Linked DNA regions of Homo sapiens: region 1 is linked to region 2. A link is a contact called in ENCODE Hi-C data. All regions are on one chromosome and are shown on one strand. Each heading gives the region's core, a stretch centred on a gene start or an enhancer-like site at or near the end of the contact. The rest is flanking DNA. Distances are from core to core; before and after follow the strand shown. Region 1 holds the start of NREP (neuronal regeneration related protein). Region 2 overlaps MAN2A1 (mannosidase alpha class 2A member 1).

What was found. Hi-C counts contacts between places; a loop is a spot of excess contacts on that map. Pooled maps may share reads with other maps.
Region 1: a loop to region 2 is called in a map of ascending aorta, with 5 times the contacts of the local background. The contact joins the promoter of NREP here to the enhancer-like site in region 2. A Hi-C loop is called at or near these places in 2 of 168 maps with a recorded cell type or tissue (ascending aorta and naive thymus-derived CD4-positive, alpha-beta T cell), 7 of 37 single-sample maps with no recorded cell type and 3 of 50 pooled maps.

What each region holds. Positions count from the first base shown.
Region 1 is chr5:111,755,821-111,761,589 of GRCh38, forward strand. NREP (neuronal regeneration related protein) reads right to left here and starts at 1,374. Exons shown (of 4, transcript NM_004772.4): 1 at 1,316-1,374; 2 at 1-10. RefSeq lists an enhancer at 574-1,131 and silencers at 1,725-2,124, 2,145-2,504.
Region 2 is chr5:109,706,094-109,712,457 of GRCh38, forward strand. All of the region lies in intron 1 of MAN2A1 (mannosidase alpha class 2A member 1), which reads left to right. Among named protein-coding and RNA genes, the nearest start is that of MAN2A1-DT, 18 kb to the left of the region's middle. Within about 2 kb of position 3,343, at least 3 of the 41 ENCODE cell types and tissues checked have a DNase peak (open chromatin) inside an H3K27ac peak, as active enhancers do.

The DNA.
Region 1 (5,769 bases), core at 124-2,623, 2.0 Mb after region 2:
GGAGACCAACCTGCAAAATATGTTTAAATACAGTAGACACATCGCCTCACCACAGGTCAGCAAACGAAAAATGCCTCTTTAGAGGTTACAGACGAATAACCATTTTCTGTGGTTAAGATAAGTTACATGCAAATTATTGTTAACTACTGGGATTTCTGAAAGAGCTTTCCAAGTGGCCTATAGGCTTAACTAAGGGACAAAGGAATCCCTGGTACTTGGCTTTGCAGAGTCCTGGGCTATTCTTAGTGTTTGGTTCATCTTTAAATTGCATGAGTTCAAAAGGTTTAGCAACTTAAAAGTAGAACCAAGTGATAAAAATAGATTGTTTTCTGGCTGCTCTTTGTTCCCAGACATACTACTGGCAGTATATTTGCAATCAAGACGACAGAATAGGAATCAGCCTTCCACCGTGTAGTGTAATGCCTCAGAGTGGATATTTTTGGAAATGGCACTGCATTACATAACCTTCCGTGTTTAAAAAAAAAAAAAAAACCCTACACGGCGGGGGGGGTGGGGGGAGTCAGGAATATACACCATTCTGTCCTTCTCCCTAAACCAAATAAACATTAATGTACATACTGCTGCAGTGATTTACCCTCAACCTTTATATTATCAGAAGACCGCTCTTTTGTTAACACAGTTATGACAAAAATTAAGATGAATGGAGAAACTAAAAGTTCTCAAAAAGGGTATCATTCGCTCTTAGAGTTTTCCTATAATGTTATTATAGATACACATAAATGCACATCAGATTATTATAATCACCAAGAAAAAAACAGTCATTTATTTTTAAGGCCCTCCCCGCCAAAGTTCAACTGCTTTATAAGAAAATGCAGAAAAAAGTGCTGCAAGATCGAATGCCTAAGAAGACCCTCGGAAGCAGCAGCATTGAAAGAGTAATCAAGTGTAAGGGCGGAGGGACACAAATTCATTTTATAAAAAGGGAGGAAAAGCTTGCATGCACCAAAGTGCATTTAATGCAAAGAAACACAACAGTTTCTAACAAGGCTTTAGGAGCAAGAAGAACAAAATTAACCACACCAACAAGCACAAAACCCCACCCCTTCCCAAAAGAATTCATTTCTCCCTCCGAACTTGTGCATTTTAGAAAAAACCCAAGTTAAATTCCAGCCTGAATGCAGCACAACCAAAATGCCAGAATTTCTCCAAGGTACACGCTTCAGCTCTTTAAAATTTAGAGGGAAGAAGCATGAACTCTGCAGGGTTGAAGGGTCCAGCTAAGAGCAACGGCAAGGAATCGACACAAAAGAGAAACCAGCGCTCCCAGCCGGGGATAGGAATGGCATATACTTACAGACAAAAGCCCCGCTCCCTGTTCACTCTCTCTCCTCTCTACACCTGAAACACAAATGTGGTTGAAAAAGGGCAACATGCTAGAAAGACAGATTGGGGGGGGAGGGGGGATTGGGGGAGGGAGGGGGAGGGGAAAGGGGTGGAGGAAGAGGAGGGAGGAGGGGGAAGGGAAACAAAACCCAAACCGGCTTCACTTCCAAGAAGTGCAGCCTTGGAAAAAGGAGGAGGAGATCATCTCCCTGCCTCGCGCTCTCTCTCCAAGAGTGTGTGTGTCTCTCTCTTTCTCTAAGAGTCTCTCTCTCTCCCTTTCCCTCTCTCTCCCGCTAGGGTGCTAGTGAACAATGAGCTAATTCTGATGGAGCTGGCGCGGAGCCAGCGCCCCAGCCTTGCTGCCACTGTGCAGCCGCCTAGGAGCCAGACTGCTTACTCGGCAGGAATCGGCGGCTCTGGGCCCCGTCGGCGAGCGGCCAACAGGCGCGCGCGCCCCGACACCCCGCACCCGCGCCCCGGGCGCCCCGCTCGCCGCGCCGTCCCCACTGCACCGCGCGGCGCCCCGGGGAGACAAAGCGGACCCGCAGCTCTGCGCCCCGGCCCCGCCCCGGGAGCACGGCGCGCGCAAATCCCCGGCCTTCCTCCCCGCCCCCGGCCAGCCTCTCCGCCTCGACGTGCGGTTGCTTTTCAGACAAATAAGGAGGTGGAGGAGGCGGTTTGGGGGCGCGCCAAGCGTGAAGGCGGCCAGGGTGCTGCACAGCCCGGCGGCCCGCCAGGGCCGTGGGGAGAGGCGGCGCGGCCCGTACTGTAATAATAAACCTGCAGCAGAGGGCATCTGAGGAAAAGAGGACGGCGACGGGCGGCAGCCGCCTTCCTTTTATGTGCCTGTCCTGAGCGAAGCAGAAAATGGTGCCTGCGGCGGCGCGGAGCCGCGCTCAGACACACAAAGAGTCCGCGAAGGATGCATTTGCACACGGCCTCGGGTCGGACCCTGCCCCTCAGCTGGGTACGCGCGCCCCACTCCCTTCCGCGGGGAAGCCCGGGGCGGGGAGCGCCCCTGAAGGCCGGGCCCAGAGGTCCTGTGGCTGCGCGTGCACACACACACGTGCACACAGTCACACGCGCACAACCAGCCAGAGCTGCGGCCTGGCGTGATCGGCCCAAGACATACTCCCCTGGTGCTTCCTTCTCCTTCCCTATACGCTCCCCCACTGCCTGCCCGTCTGAAATTGTACTTTTTAAAATCGAGGATTGCTTTAAAAAATAAAGTGCTTTGCCATTTCTGATTTTTGTAAACTCGTCGTTCTTATTTAAAATCTATCTTTTCATAGTAATGTAATAGCTCAAAATTTTGCAACAAACTCAAATAAACTGGTTCTGTTGCCAATAAAGCAGGATATCATTTTATGGTAACTCTCAGATGTCACAGGAGAAGATTATTTCCTAATTAAATTGCCTTTCCAAGAAAAAAAGATATAAAGGATCATAGTGTCTTCTAAATTTGCCATCCACTTTTTCCCCTAATCACTGAAAGCAATGTTTTCCATTGTAACAAAGAAAATAAGGCAAATTTACAAAACTCAATTTTTAAACGTGTTTACAGAATGTCTGATGTTTTAGATTTAACATACTGGGTACAGCAATAGCAAACCTTAAAAAGCAATACTTTACACTCACAATTCTAAAAGAATGCACTGAGTTCTCTGTATGCTTGTTGCTGGGACTATAGGTCACCTTTAAAACTACAAAGCCATTGCCACAACAAATGCCTGTTAGACTGCACTGGGTATGATGTTTAAGGAGCCCACTGAAAGCTTCTCTGAATTAATCTAAAACATCACAGTAATTTTCCTGCAAAAATAAGATGATTTGGCAGCCATAGCTAGGAACAAAGGGAAGAAATATAAAACTCAACAAATTCCCTTGACCCTTTCAGGCCAGTTTACCAGCCAGGGAAGTACTGGAAGGAAGGTGTAAGGCATAGGCTGGGTGGTGGGAGAGGGGAGACGCCTGGGGGCTGATCTGCAAGTCTGGAACCCCAACACGCTGCTCAAGGGCACCTCAACATTGAGATCTTTGGCATTCACCTCAGGGTCAGGCTGGGAAAGGACCCCAAGGGCGCACCATCAAATCAGACTACCAAAAATCTATCCCAGTGATATTTGTTCAAAAGCTGCTTCTACAAGGAAACATACATATAAACACATACATACACAGGGACTTTAACGTTTATGTAAAACTTCCCTAAGATGTTCTTTCACAGAGAAGTGTTAATTTTTCTTTCTTTCTTTCTTTCTTTTTTTTTTTTTAAGAAATGGAGACTTACCATGTTACCATGTTGCCCGGTCTCAAACTCCTGGATTCAGGCAATCCTCACTACGGCCTCCCAAAGTGCTGGGATTACAGGCACAAGCCACCTCTCTTGGCCAATTTTTCTTCATTGTAATGATAGACATTCAGGTGACAGATTTTTAAGTATTAAGAACACTGGGTCAGATTCATAGCTTATTTATCTGTTGTGTTCCAGAAAACGGTTATCATCCAACTATCCAAGAAACATTCTTGAGTCTCCTCTAGGTGAAGGGGGCTGTGCTAATCACTTAAGGATATATGAGAAACTCATGCCATGTCACCTCACTCAAACTGTAGCTATAGCTGTCTCACAGTCCTCCTAGCTGCCATGTTCTGCCCTCTTCCATCTATCCTGTAGGTGTTACAGTAGACCCACTCTTCTAAAATTTCTTTTTAATCATGGTATCCCCTGCTCCATTACGGGATAAAGGCCATATTTTGCCACAGTGTGACTATAGTCTGACTTTCTAACCTTATCATCTCTCTCTCAATCATAGAATATCAGTCCTTCACTTCACTCTGATTGATCATTTAGGGCACATAATTATCCCTAAGCCATTACCAGTCAGGAAGCAAAGTCACGCAAAGATTGACTTCAGCTAAGATGTCTCAACCCTTCAGTTATATTGACATTTGGGACAAGATAATTTTTTGACGGGGTGAGGATGGAGGGTGAGGCTGTCCTGTGCATAGTATAATGTTTAACAACATCTCTGGCCTCTACCCATCAGATGCCTGTAGGAAACGCCAGTTGTCACAACCAGATATGTATCCAGACACTACCAAATGTTCCAAGGGGTCAGGGAGACTCATCCTTGATTGAGAACCACTAGCTCTAACAATCAGATCCATCTCCTGAGGTGGAAAGAGGTAGCCTCCCTTGAGTTATGTGCACTGCATTGAAGAGGGACAGAGACCTGACCCAAATCAGGATTTTCGTAGGGAGGAGGAAAGGGAAGTAGGCGATGTCCTTATCTTCATGGAATTTGTCGTCTGGGGTGAAGGGGTAAAGAGACAGCCAAAGCCAAAGTGAAGGTGCAGTGTGATAAGGATGATTGTAGAGTTCTTGCACAGGTTTCACTGTGGATGCCAGGGCTCCTTTCTAAATCAGACCAGCAGTTCAAAGAAAGTTTGCTAAGGGAGGTGAGGCCTAAACTGAATTTGTGAAGAATGAGAAAGAGTCAGCAAGTTGAAGGAGGAAAGGGGCCTTCTGAGCAGAGGCAGGGGCAGATCATGAGCTAAGAAATTTGACTGATGACTGATGACATCCAGATGGTATAAGAAAATAAAAACCCTGGGTCAGAACCTGATTCTTGGGTTCTGTCCCTGGCAAGTATGCCAAAGAATAGTCCCTCACAGGATTTGCTCAGTAGAAAAGGATGTACTTTAGACACAGGATTTTTCTTCTCCCTTAGATATGTCATTCTCAAGTATTTCCTGATTATAGCTAAATGTATCTCAAATCTATATATTCCTGCAACTTTATTAATTTTTGGTCAATGTCATTGCTTGGGGTAACCAGTTCCATGAGTCTGAGTTCCAGGTGAAAGGTTAGTAGAAAAGTGGTTAGAGCCAGCTCTATGTGGCCTTGGATAAGTCATTTAACCTTTTAGTCTCAGTTTATTCATCTTTCAGTTGGAGTTCATACCATAGTGCCAAATTGTTGTATTATGTGAGACTGTGTACAGTGTTTAGCATATAAGTTAACATTACATATACAGTAGCAATAGGTATTATAGACTGCTTTATAGAACAAAACTTATATGATGTTTCCTGATGGATCCCACCTCTCCTTCTGGCCTCATGTCTTGTCCTCTCTGGTCAGATTGAATGAGGGCACTTTTGCAGTGAGTTACACTGTTGCACAACCCTTGAGCCTTTCCACATGCTATTCCTCCTGCTGGAAGGCCCCTTTCCCACTTCTTCAATTTGCTAATTCCTGCTCCTTCTTCTCACATTCAGTTTAGGCATCACCACCTTTTTAAGAAATGTTCTTTGAACTGCTGATCTCATTTAGAAAGGAGTCTTTGTGGTCACAGTGCACCAGGTACAGAACTCTACACTTGTCCTTACCACTCTACACCTGAACTTGGACTTTATTTTTCTGTCTTC
Region 2 (6,364 bases), core at 2,093-4,592:
GCGCTATTTAAATTTACTTGCATATACTAACTAATCCTCATAACAACCCTATGAGTTAGGTATTATTCTCCCCATTTTACAGATGAGGAAACTGCAGCACAGAGAAGTTATGTAACTTTGAACTTGCCCAGAGTTACATAGCCAGTAAGTAGTGGTGCCAGAATTCAAATTTTGGTTGGCTTCAGAGTCTGTTCTTAATTATGACACATACTATCTGGAGGTGCATATTGTAGTACCCTTCAAAGTGATTTTTCAAAAGCCATACTTTTACTATGTAGCAGCAGCTGCAATAATACTTTCTTCACTGCTTACTTGTTGGCAGGTCCTGTGCTAAATTCTTTCACAGCCAGTCCAAGCAATGGATATTAGTATCTGCATTTTGCCCATAGAAACTGAGGCCCAGGATTAAGTTACTTCCCCAAGATCACATGGCCAATAAGTGCGGAAACTAGTATTGGAAGCCAGATAGCCTGAACAGGAGCCAATGCTTAGCCATTAAGCTGAATTGCTTCCACCTTTATCTGGTGAAGGATGTCATTAAAGATAAAGGTAATCTTTGCTCTTACATGGTGGGCACATTTGATGACATAATCAGAGTCCAGAAAGAACTTGATGTGTTGGAGTGATATGTTGAATCTAACACAATTAGATTTGAAGGAAAAAAAAAACATAAATGAAAGGTGGTATAGATCCTAAGTTTCAGATACATGCATACACTTTGGGGTAAAGTTTTGTTTCTTTTGAATGCTGCTATCGGTGGGTATATTATAAACATATATATCTTCTACAGCTCTTATAACTAGAAACTTGATTTGGTTGAGTGCAGATCTTATATCACTACCATGATAGGAAATAGTCCAGAATTATCTTGGGGTTCTTTTTCCAAACTTCCTTCACTCCCCACAAGAGGTGAAAATAATAGTCTCTTGAGCCAGGTTAGTGATGGTAGTGAAAATGGAAAACTTTTGATTGGACTGTACAGAATCCATAATCTTTGCTCTAGAAAGGGAGCCACATATTGTATTCTATTCACCAGGTCATGGTTGTCATCCTGTGGCCAACGTGGGTCCCATTCTATGTTATTTCCCAAACAGCCCATGAAAACCACCCTATTAATTAGCTCTTTCCTTCCCATTCTTACCTACTTTTTGGGATGCAGTGAAGACTTCTTTTGGATTTTCTTTCTTCAAAAATGGTGTGTTTTGTTTTTATTTGTATTATTTTTGGTGTGGGTTTGTATGCCAAAACATTGAATACTTAGAAAAAAATGTTACATGCCATTTTTCTTTCTTTCCTTCCTTTTTTTCTCCCAATAAATACCTAAGGTCCTGCTGTGTGCTAGGTAGGTAGGCATCAGGGTACAGTACATTGAGTAAAACAGCTATGGTGCCTGTTGTCAATATAGGGATTCATTTAGTGAGGAAAAGAGGGAAGCAATACATGAATAAAATAGATAATTGTAATAACACTGTGGAGGAAACAAGAAATAAATTGAGATAAACCATAACATGAGGAGGCCTGTTTTAGACTGGCTGGGGAAGGCTATGCAGAGGTGACGTTTGGCATGAGAGTTGAAGCATTATGTAAACAGAGACCATGTACAAAGGTTTTAGGGTAGGGTGGGGAGGAGCTGGCTTGGAACGGAGATAAGATGAAGGTGAAGCTAAGTTGAGAGAAAGAGATATTCAGTCCTTACTGACTGTGGTGTACAATGTTTTGATTTTGAGGGTGCCTAACTAGGTAGAGATTAAAGCCCTTTACTGGAGATCTGAGGACTGTAGGTGTCTTTTTGAGGAGGATGATTTTTGGACTTAAGTTTGAAAGCCAATTTGAGGCATCAGGCAGGTATTTGAATATATGGGTCTGTTTTTCAGGGGTGAGGTTTCAGCGGGAGATACAAATATGGGAGACATCATGGAATTTAAATCATGGAGTGGATGAGATCATGTAAGAGAGTATAGAGAGGTAAGAGGCTCAAGAAGCTAACCTTGAGGTGCTCTAACATTTAGAGCTTGGGAGAGAAGGAGCCAGCAAAGGAGACTGATAAACAGTTGGCAGGAGGAAAACCTAGGGCATGTTGTATTGGGAATGAGTAAAGAAAACATTTCCAGAGGGAAGGAGTGCTCCATTGTGCCTAATACTCCCTGAGATGACGGATAAGGTAAGGGCAGAGTGCTTTTCATCAGGCTTGAAACATGGGAGCCTCTGGGAACTTTACAAGGTCAGTTTTGGTGGAGTGGTGAGCAGATGCTGATTGTAATGGGCAGATGAATGAATGGGAGTTTGTAAGGAAGGGGGATAATGAGTAGAGAGAAACTTTTGATAATCCCGGTACATGAAGTGGGTGGGGCCCTGGAGGGGAATGGGAATGTAAGATGTTTTATTCAGGGTTCTCCAGAAAGACAGAACTGATAGGACACACACACACACACACACACACACACACACACACATGAGAAGGGAGTTATTAGGAGAATTGGCTTATTTGATTATGGAGACTGAGAAGTTCCACTATTGGCCATCTGCATCTGCATGCTGGAGAACCAGAGAAGCTGGTAGCAGGACTTAGTCTAAGTCTGAAGGCCTTAGAACCAGAGAAGCCAATAGTGGAGCTCAGTCCAAGGTGGAAGGTGCAAGAGCCCAGGGACCACTGGTGTGAGTCTGGAGTCTAAAGGCTGGAGAACCTGGAGTTCTGACATCCAATGGCAGGAGAGGAAAAGCGGCCAGGCTCTTAGAGAGGATGAGAATTTGCCCTTTCTCTGCCTTTTAATTCCATCTGGGCTCCCAGTTGATTGGATGGTGACTACCACATTTAGGGCACATCTTCTCCACTTAGTCCACTCACACACCGTCTCCTCTGGAAACACTCTCACAGATACACCTGGGGCAGCTCAATAATTCTAATCAATTGCTAAACCACCTGGGTTTCACTTTGAGTAGATAAAGGATGGGCCCAGTGCCTACTGAAGCCCTGAAGAATAATCAGTGTTTGACCAGCTATCTGGATATTCATTAATCTAGTCAAGTTGAACCCCAAATTAACCATCACATGGGGTTAAGCACAGGAGGGTGGAAGCACAGAGTTTGACTTTTTTAGATGTATATAGCATATAATAAATATTAAGTTCAACCTTACGAAATTGGTGATATTTGACTATGTTTTACCTATGAGAATGGCATTTTCGTATAGTTTGATCTAATAGAACATGTTACATTACTGAGAATGAGTTGCTTTTAGAAGTGGAACTTGATTGAGCAATATTGAGAGGGTTTAATCAAAAGGGCAAAGAACAAAGCCTTGGAGCAGTTGAGATAAATGGGATTGTTGCTCGGCAGAGGGTTGGCCTTTGAAGCAGGGAGAAGGAAAGGCACACAGTTTTCCAGGAAGGCAGGAGAAGATACACAGATTCAGCCATGCTGGAAGGATCACAGTGAGGCCAATACCAGCGGGTAGTGTCCTATTTGAGGCAAATAATTATGTAATAAATTTACGGATTTAGCTGTAGATACACATTGATTGATTTTGTTCATAGGACTGAGTGGTAACTGAGCCTGTTCTACCTTGTGGTAGACTCTAAATTTGTTCTCTCAAAGGTATTTGATATGTGATTTTTTGCTTGGTTTTTCTCTTTCACTAAAAGCGGAGTAAATCAAATATCATGACCTCCTTCCCCACTCCTGAGCGGTGCAATGCTGTGGCCTCCCTGTAGAACTGATTAGCAAATCAAAGAATAAAGTAGTTTTCTCATAAGTGATTTTCTTGCCCTACAGAAAATTGTCTTTTTCAATGTTACTATAAGTATTCTTTGACTTCTCAGCATAATTGAAGCATTATCTATGATTTCTGTTTCTTTAATGCAGACTACAAGTGCATCCTTTTAAGGTCATTCCACTCTTCTCTGTCACATGTACAGAATTTGCTTATGAGGGTGTTCATTTCAAGAATTTCACCTGTTTGGAGGGAGACTTTATTCCACCGCATAATATAATTTTAAAAATGATGTTCTTTAGACCATTGTGTGCATATATCCCTAGGCCATAATTTTCTCCATGTACTTAATTCAGTACAGAATTCCAGGTACTGATCATTAATGATATCTTTAAAGCTAAATGAGATTGAAAGTCATCTTTAATGGCTGTAGGATCCTTTTTTCATGAACTAACTCCTCTAGCTAATGTTTATTTTGAATAATACTCTTATCCATGGATTATGGGACCAAAGCCATAATAAAAATATTCCCAGGAAGGGTTGTCTTCTTATTCAGTGTGTACTTGTTGAGCTATAGGCAGTTTTGCTGTGTATATGGCTCTAAAATGATCTTTTCCTCAAAGTACAGAAAGATCTGGAGAAATGTGGGCACTCATGTATTAAGTTTGTAGTATTATAATATTGTAAGTATAAGATAAAATGTGGTATTTTTTTTTTTTTGAGACGGAGTCTCGCTTTATCGCCTATGTTGGAGTGCAGTGATGCGATCTTGGTTCACTGCAACCTCTGCTTCCCAGGTTCAAGCAATTCTTCTGCGTCAGCCTTCCGAGTATCTGGGACTACAGGTGCATGCCACCACACCCAGCTAATTTTTATTTTTTTATTATTTACCTATTTTTTTTTTTGAGACCAAGTTTCGCTCTTGTTGCCGAGCCTGGGGTGCAATGGTGCGATCTTGGCTCACCACAACCTCCGCCTCCCGGGTTCAAGTGGCTCTCCTGCCTCAGCCTTCCAAGTAGCTGGGATTATAGGCGCCTGCCACCATGTCCAGCTAATTTTGTATTTTTAGTAGAGACGGGGTTTCTCCATGTTGGCTAGGCTAGTCTCAAACTCCCGAACTCAGGTGATCCGCCCGCTTCGGACTCCCAAAGTGCTGGGATTACAGGCGTGAGCCACCGCGCTCAGCCGCTAATTTTTGTATTTTTAGTAGAGATGGGGTTTCACCATGTTGGCCAGGCTGGTCTGGAGCTCCTGACCAGGTGATCCACCCATCTCAGCCTACCAAAGTGCTGGGATTACAGGCATGAGCCACCGTGCCCGGACAAAATGTGGTATCTTTAAAAGCTCTGTGGTGATGGCATTTTAGATTAAGGTAATGTTTTATTTTATGAAGATGTGTAGCTGTACTGCTGGCGAGATGAATCAACATGTTCTAATACTGCTTGTAATAAGAGTAACTTGATTTACCATTACCTGCTGTGGTAAATTTGTATCTTCAGTATTGGAATTATTCAACAGAATCTATCAGAAGGGATTTCAAAAGCTGCAGTCTGTGGTGTTGTGATAAGTGAAGAAAAGCATTTCCCCTATTTCAGACAGCCTTTGATAGCATATGTATTTAGGAAAATATATACAGATTCATCAACTGTACCTGACTCAAATATTTTTAGCTTCTTTGGGTTGAACTTTGGGTTATGCCAAGGGATCCCCTTTCGTCTTTTCATGGAGAATCACTTGTAACCAATGTTGATGTGCACTTACAAAGAAGGGTGTAAAGGTTTATAGGACGATACTACTCGACAGCTCTGAGGATCTGGAATCTACATGGTTCAACTAGCTTCTCTATTTGAGCCCTGAACTAGTGTTGCACTCATCTCCCATTTCCTTTGCTTTGCCATTTCCAGTTGTAAAGTGATGTGTGCTCCCTCTCTTGCCTTTCACTGGTGCAGTGGGGCTTGTCTTTCAGGATGGGACCTGTGCTAAAACTTTTTCTTGTCTCTGTGTATGCTGATAAACAGGCTTTAGAGTTCTATCTTGTGGTGACTTATCACCCCACCCCATCTTAGAGATGACAATTGCCTTTAAAGGACTATAGTTTTAATGTGTAGAGGGGCTCTTTCTGTTATGTGCTTCTAAGTAGAGAGGCCTGTGAGAGCATCTTTCAGGTCTGAGAAGGTACATGGCTGTCTTGTGCTCCTTTCTTCTCTAGCATCAGGCTGTAGATATTCACCCCTAGTGTTGTATTGCCCCCAACCACTGCCACCCCCAGTGATTTGCTGCTAATTTTGGCTACTTTTTTTTTTTTTTTAATTCCAAAATCTGTTGCAGTCTCTTCGGACTTCTGCCAATTCTGGCATAGTTTGCTCAAATGATTGGCCTTTTCTTGGTAGATCTCAGTCTCTTAACTTCTCCCTTTCCCCTTGTTGAACTGACCAATAACCTGTGAGTATAAACCTTATATCTTGTGTGTTATATGGTCTTTCATATTTTTTCCTAAAGCATATCATGTCATACATACTATTTTTAAACTGCCTTTTCACCACTTCTGAAAATACCTTTCCTTACTTTATCTTCTGAAAATACCTTTCCTTACATTTCTATTTTAAAACAATTTATATTTCTAAATTTTCAGTGGCTGACATCCCTTCCATGATA